Regions from separate parts of the Homo sapiens genome. Here region 2 is linked to region 1. Evidence: chromatin loops called from intact Hi-C (ENCODE). Cell type or tissue: heart left ventricle. All regions are shown on one strand. Each heading gives the region's core, and the rest is flanking DNA. Links, peaks and the distances in the headings are about the cores only. Region 1 overlaps CAMTA1 (calmodulin binding transcription activator 1). Region 2 overlaps CAMTA1 (calmodulin binding transcription activator 1).

What was found. A loop is a pair of places that touch in the nucleus more often than their neighbours do. Peaks named below come from ENCODE experiments on the same cell type or tissue, not always from the same donor. Only the 100,000 strongest peaks of a DNase experiment are listed, where the experiment ranks them.
Region 2: a loop joins it to region 1, with 3 times the contacts of the local background. A loop is called at or near these places in 6 of 110 quality-filtered maps.

Annotation. Positions count from the first base shown.
Region 1 is chr1:7,368,547-7,371,457 of GRCh38, forward strand. All of the region lies in intron 5 of CAMTA1 (calmodulin binding transcription activator 1), which reads left to right. It overlaps CAMTA1-IT1 (CAMTA1 intronic transcript 1), which reads left to right. Exons shown (of 1, transcript XR_010947450.1): 1 at 1-1,724. Among named protein-coding and RNA genes, the nearest start is that of CAMTA1-IT1, 5.6 kb to the left of the region's middle. In heart left ventricle, for the core only: no CTCF peak of the experiment used is centred there; a DNase peak (open chromatin) is centred at 1,525; H3K27ac peaks cover 775 bases.
Region 2 is chr1:7,514,755-7,517,665 of GRCh38, forward strand. The region is part of intron 6 of CAMTA1 (calmodulin binding transcription activator 1); the gene reads left to right. Among named protein-coding and RNA genes, the nearest start is that of CAMTA1-AS1, 75 kb to the left of the region's middle. In heart left ventricle, for the core only: a CTCF peak has its summit at 1,707 (motif pointing left); no DNase peak of the experiment used is centred there; H3K27ac peaks cover 87 bases.

The DNA of each region.
Region 1 (2,911 bases), core at 321-2,820:
AGTGACCCCTTCCCAGGCCCCACCCCCACTAGCACAGGAGTTCCCGCTGTGTGCACCCATGGCGTGGCTCTGGGGTGGCTCTGGGTGGCCCTCATCACTTGGACTGCCTTTTCTTCTTTTCTCGTCTGCCCTCCCCTAAGCTGTAGCTCCATTTCTGTCTTGCACGCTGCTGCAGCTTCAGCACCCACCGTGGTACCTGGCTCGCTGTGGTGTTCCGCACATGTTGTTAAATTTAAATTGTTAAATGATTGGATGAGCCTGACGTGAGATGAGGACCTGCCCAGAGTCATCCAGCTGCTCATCCACAGAGCCTGGGCTGTCCTGCCACGAAGCCCTTGCCAGTCACTATGCCTTCTTGACTTCCCATGGCACCATGACTGTCACACTGCACTGTGGCACAGTGTACCTCCACCTTCCTCCTTCTGCTTCTGTTTTTGGGAGTTCAGTCAAAGCTGACATGTTGCCCAAGACTAGAGGGGAGAGTTTGGAGGCCGGAGAGGATGGCCAGGTCCTGGGTGTGGAGGTTGCTTCCTGCCCCTCCTCCTCCCCCACCACAGGGGCCTGGAGAAGGTAGGGTGGTGTCCTCAGTGAGGATGGTCTGAAGGGGGCCCAGGAGCAGAGGGAGGAGTCATGGTTGGTTGGAAATTAGGACAACCAATGCAGGAAGCTCTCTGTCACAGCTTGCCCATTCTGTAGGTGAGATCCGTGAAGGTCAGGAAGTTGAATAACCTACCTAAGTTTATCTGGCTACTTAGGGGAAGAACAGAGTTCAGACTTGAACTTGAGGTGCCCTAATGAGTGTAAGAGTTTGAGGGGGTCATTCACAAGCATACCCTCGCTTCTGACACTAAGTGTAAATTCAGGGCAGGACCACTCTGTGGTTCCATAATTCACTGAAGGACTCACAGAACTTGCTGAAATCTGTTATGCGTGTGGTTAAGGCTTATCAGAGTGAAAGGACACAGATTAAAATCAGCTGAGGGAAGAGACACATGGGGTAGGGTGCAGACAGGTTCTGGGTGGGGATTCCAGCCATCCTCTATGGGTAAGTTGTGGGACCACTAGCGTCTCCCCACAGCCTGTGTGTCGGTGTCGCCAACCAGGAAGCTCGCTGGGCCTTGGTGCCCAGTCTTTACTGGGGCTCACACATAGACCTGGTTAGCTACCCACATGTCTTCAGCCTCCAGCCCTGCCTAGGACAAGCTGAGGTCATGGGACCCCAAACACACCCCCTTATCACATTGTTAGACTCTCGAGCATGGCCCAAAGCTCCAAAGACACTCTCACCTGATCAGTCCCCTCCTAGGAGCCCAGGGCACAGCCCAGACCTCTCTGTGGGTAAGGTTAATTCTTGATTGAATAGAGTACTATGTAGGAGAGTGTCTAGGAACTAAATTCGGGCTTATTCCCTGATAGACTCTTCTCACCCCGGGTCAAGGTACTTCAGGCCCTTGCCATGGCCCACTGGTGACGTGGGTCCCTGCTGCGGCGTTCAGGCCCCTTGCTTACATCACGGCACTTCTCTCTTTTCCAGACTGACAGCAGCAATCACAGTCACATTCCACAGCCTCTCCAGCACCCAGCCAGCTCTCCGCGGGGGCAGCAGGGACTGGTCCACCCAACAACAGCAGCCATGTCCTCACCTCTTGCTACAGCAGCAACTTTATTTGATTTGATGTATATGAAGAAATAAAACTCAGAAGTCAATTGACTTAAACATGGAACAATGCAGCTTGGTTATTATGGTGTATGCTAAATTTTAATGGCATTTAGAAAGCGTTTTGTGTGGTAGAAAATAGAAGCAAACCCATCAAACCCCAACTATGCTCTGTGTTTTATAGTGCAGAACGTTTTTCTGCTACAATCCAAAGACTTTAAAATGTAATAAGGTACATTTGAACCCAAGGGTTTTAAAATCGATGTAAGAAACGTGCACATCCAGAAATGGAGTAAAATAATCCATTACTGTCCGGGTCGTATTCGAGGGAAGACACACATTCCTGGAAAGGCTTTTAACATTTCATGTTCCACAGACTCTTATTTATTGACACGTATTAGTGTTCAAGGATTAATATATCGCTAAGTGAGAAAGAAAAGTGTGGTTGGGAGGGGTTTTGATAGTCGGCGTTCTTGGGTTTCTTGCTATTTTTGAATGCATTTACTCAGATATATTTAAAATCACATGCCACATAAATGGATATATCAATTGAGAAATAAGGCAAATTTTCCATTCTTACATTTCATTAAAAACACATTCCGACTGTCACATGTCTATATCCCCCTTGTCCTTCCCACCAAACATGATTTTTCAGAGCCCGCCATTATTGCCCTGGGTCCTGGGATATGGCACTTTCTTTTTCTTTCTTTCTTTTTTTTTTTTTTTGAGACGGAGTCTCACTCTGTCGCCCAGGCTGGAGTGCAGTGGCGCGATCTCGGCTCACTGCAAGCTCCACCTCCCAGGTTCACACCATTCTCCTGCCTCAGCCTCCAGAGTAGCTGGGATTACAGGTGCCCACTACCACGCGCAGGTAATTTTTTGTATTTTTAGTAGAGACAGGGTTTCACCGTGTTATCCAGGTTGGTCTCGATCTCCTGACCTTGTGATCCTCCTGCCTCGGCCTCCCAAAATGTTGGGATTACAGGCGTGAGCCACCGTGCCTGGCCTGGATGTGGCACTTTCTAATGCTCTGGGTTTTGTTTGTTTGTTTGTTTGTTTGTTTGTTTGTTTCGAGATGGAGTCCTGCTTTGTCACCCAGGCTGGAGTGCAGTGGCGTATCTCGGCTCACTGCAACCTCCACCTCCTGGGTTCAAGTGATTATCTTGCCTCAGCCTCCTGAGTAGCTGGGATTACAGGCGCCTGCCACCCCGCCTGGCTAATTTTTTTTGCATTTTTAGTAGAGATGGGGTTTCA
Region 2 (2,911 bases), core at 246-2,745, 150 kb after region 1:
GTCCTGGTGCAGACATCCACCTGGAGCTGTGGGGCCTGGAGTGCCTGAGAATGTTCCATTCGGGGCCCAAGAGGCCCGCCCCCCACCACCCCATTATTCGCTGCAGAGCACCTGCTTGGGATGCAGACTGAGATTCAAAACAGTCCCAGAGGAAAAACCTAAAGAGCAAATGTCTGTTCCTCCTACTCCCCTTTGAGAGCCAGGTGGTCCTCCTGGGCTCCCTCCACCCAGGATCATCAGGCCGGCCCTCCCCTGCTCCCTTCACCTGGGATCATCAGGCTGGTCCTTCCCGGCTCCCTCCACCTGGGATCATCAGGCTGGTCCTCCCCGGCTCCCTCCACCTGGGATCATCAGGCTGGTCCTCCCCGGCTCCCTCCACCTGGGATCATCAGGCTGGTCCTCCCCGGCTCCCTCCACCTGGGATCATCAGGCTGGTCCTCCCCGGCTGCCTCCACCTGGGATCATCCCAGGTGTCCCCTTGCTCATGTCACTCACCGGCAGAGCTTATCTGGCCCTGGCAGCTTCCTGCTCTTGTGGCCTTGGAAGGGTTCCTGAGACATCAGGAAGAAAGAGGCCTTAAGGAGCATTGCCTAAGTCTCGGACTGTGGCACCAAAACACCTGATTCCTGTCCGGGCTCTGCCTCTGTATGTGACTTCAGGTGAGTCATTCAACCTCTGGGTGCCCAATTTCCTCATGGGCTTATGTATGTAAGTACTTAGCTCACAGCCCAATGCCCACCACATGGCCCAGTCAGGGGTGGCTGCACAGCCAGGGATGGGCACAGCTGAGTTTAAACCCGGGCCAGGGCTCTTGACAGGATTTGGGGCTGCCTCTTAGCCAGGATGACTTCTCCCTACACCCTATTCCACCCCCCGGGCAGCTCATCTCGGAGCGAGAGGCACCAGTGAGCAAATCCAGAGTCCAGGCTCCACCAGGCTCCCAAGTTCCCCTCCTTCGTCCCCTGCTAAGCTAACCTCTCGCGAGCCCTGGACAGACCTGGTTTCACTTTTTCCCAGGATCTGCTGGTCTGCTAAGACTCCACGACTCTTTTCCTTCCTTGAGTGATTTCACAGACCCATGGGCGCAGCAGGTCGTGGGACATGGGTCCCAAATAGGCACGGTTTGTCTGATTTCAGCCTCTGAGTGGGAACAGCCGATGCAAAGGGATTGTGGAGCCTGGTGGCTCTTACCCCAGGTCTCAGGGACTGATGTCCCCTGAGTCTTTGCATATGCCCTTGCCCTGTGTCACATCCTCCCAAGCTAGAGAAGGTGGGCTCTGCATCAGCCTTCCTGGACCGGCCCCCACCAGGGCAGGAGAACCTACCCCACTCCCGCCTCCATCAGCAAGCCTCCCAGCCGGCTGGGGAACGTGCGCTGACTTTGTAAGTCTCCACCGCTTAACACAGAGTCGTGGGCTCCACCACAGAGGGGTTTTGTTTGGAACTTAAAACACTTGCTCAAATTAATGACCAAAATGTCAGATGTGTCCACAGCTAATTATTCATTAGATGCTTAATTAGTGTGGGATGATCATGACATTTTAATGTTATTAATTTTTATACTGTAATAGGAATTAAATTGTTCTGCTGTCCCGAAGCCTCCTGTTGGAGTCACACTGTGGAATTGGGGGCTGGGAGGAGGAGGGGCCGTGGAGGGCAGCTGGGGCAGCCAGGGAGCTCACCGGCCAGAGCCAGTGCACACACGCCCCTCTGCTGGCTGGGAGAAGCCTCTTCAGAGCTGGATGCTTTGGATGGCTGGGCTGACAGTGGGAACAGCTAAGAAAGAGGCACAGGGTAGACCAGATGGCTCCTTGAGGTTCCTTCCTGCTTAGACATTTCAGGATTTCATGTTCTTCATTTCTCCACCCCAAGACAAGAGGAATGCTAGGGAACTGTCCTGCAAAACCCACACAGAAAAGAGGAAGGGACTGAGGTGGTCACACCCACAAGAGACCACAGAAGGCCAGCAGAATGTCACAGACCTGTTTTCCACTCCCCACAGGCCAGAAGAAGGGGCTCACTGGGAAGAAATGTTGCATATTTTTAGACAAATGGAAGGAAGCCCTGTCTGCCAGCAAAGGGAGTCACACAGGAGACCCTGAGAGGGCTCTTGTTTGTAAAATGGGCATAGCTCTATTGTTATTTCTCATTATGAAAATAATCCATGCCCATGTTTAAAAATCTAATCATTAAAAAAAGGTAGAATGGTAATAAAAATCGTGTGAAATCCCACCTTCCAAAGATAGTAACTCTTCAGATTTTAGTGTCTGAACTTCTGAGCTCTTTCTGGGCAGATATTAGCCACTGCTATCTTGTAATCTACTTTTTTTGCTGACATGAGCATCTTTTCAAGCTGATGGACATAGATCTGCATAATCCTTTCTCGTGGCCACGTTATATTCCATTCTCCAAATACTCCATCACTTATCTAGCCAGTCCGTGAGCGTGGGATGTTTGGATTATTCCTAATTACTCATCATTAATAACCAGGATCCTTCTAATTATCCTTTTCATGTTGGTCTGGTTATACCCTTGGGATAAATCCCTAGAGATGGGATTGCTGGGTCACAGGGGAACCTCACAGGAGAGTTCCACTTCTACCTGCAACCTTGGCCAAGGACTTTAATTTCCCTAAAGCTGTTCCCCAACCTGTGAAATGGGTACACGAATCCTGTTCTGATAATGGCAAGGATTGCAGGACCTGGCACAGAACCTGGCATTTAGTAGGTTCTACTAAATGTTAGCTCCTTTTCTGAGTAGTTGCTGCTAACTCTCCTTTCACAAAGTGCTTTGGTATATATCATCTCTTTAATGTTATGATTCCAAAGGAAGGAAAAAGTAAAACAGATATGAAGTCTCAAGAAGGGTTGGGGAAATTCCTGGGTGGGTGACTGCAATTGAGCAGGGGCTG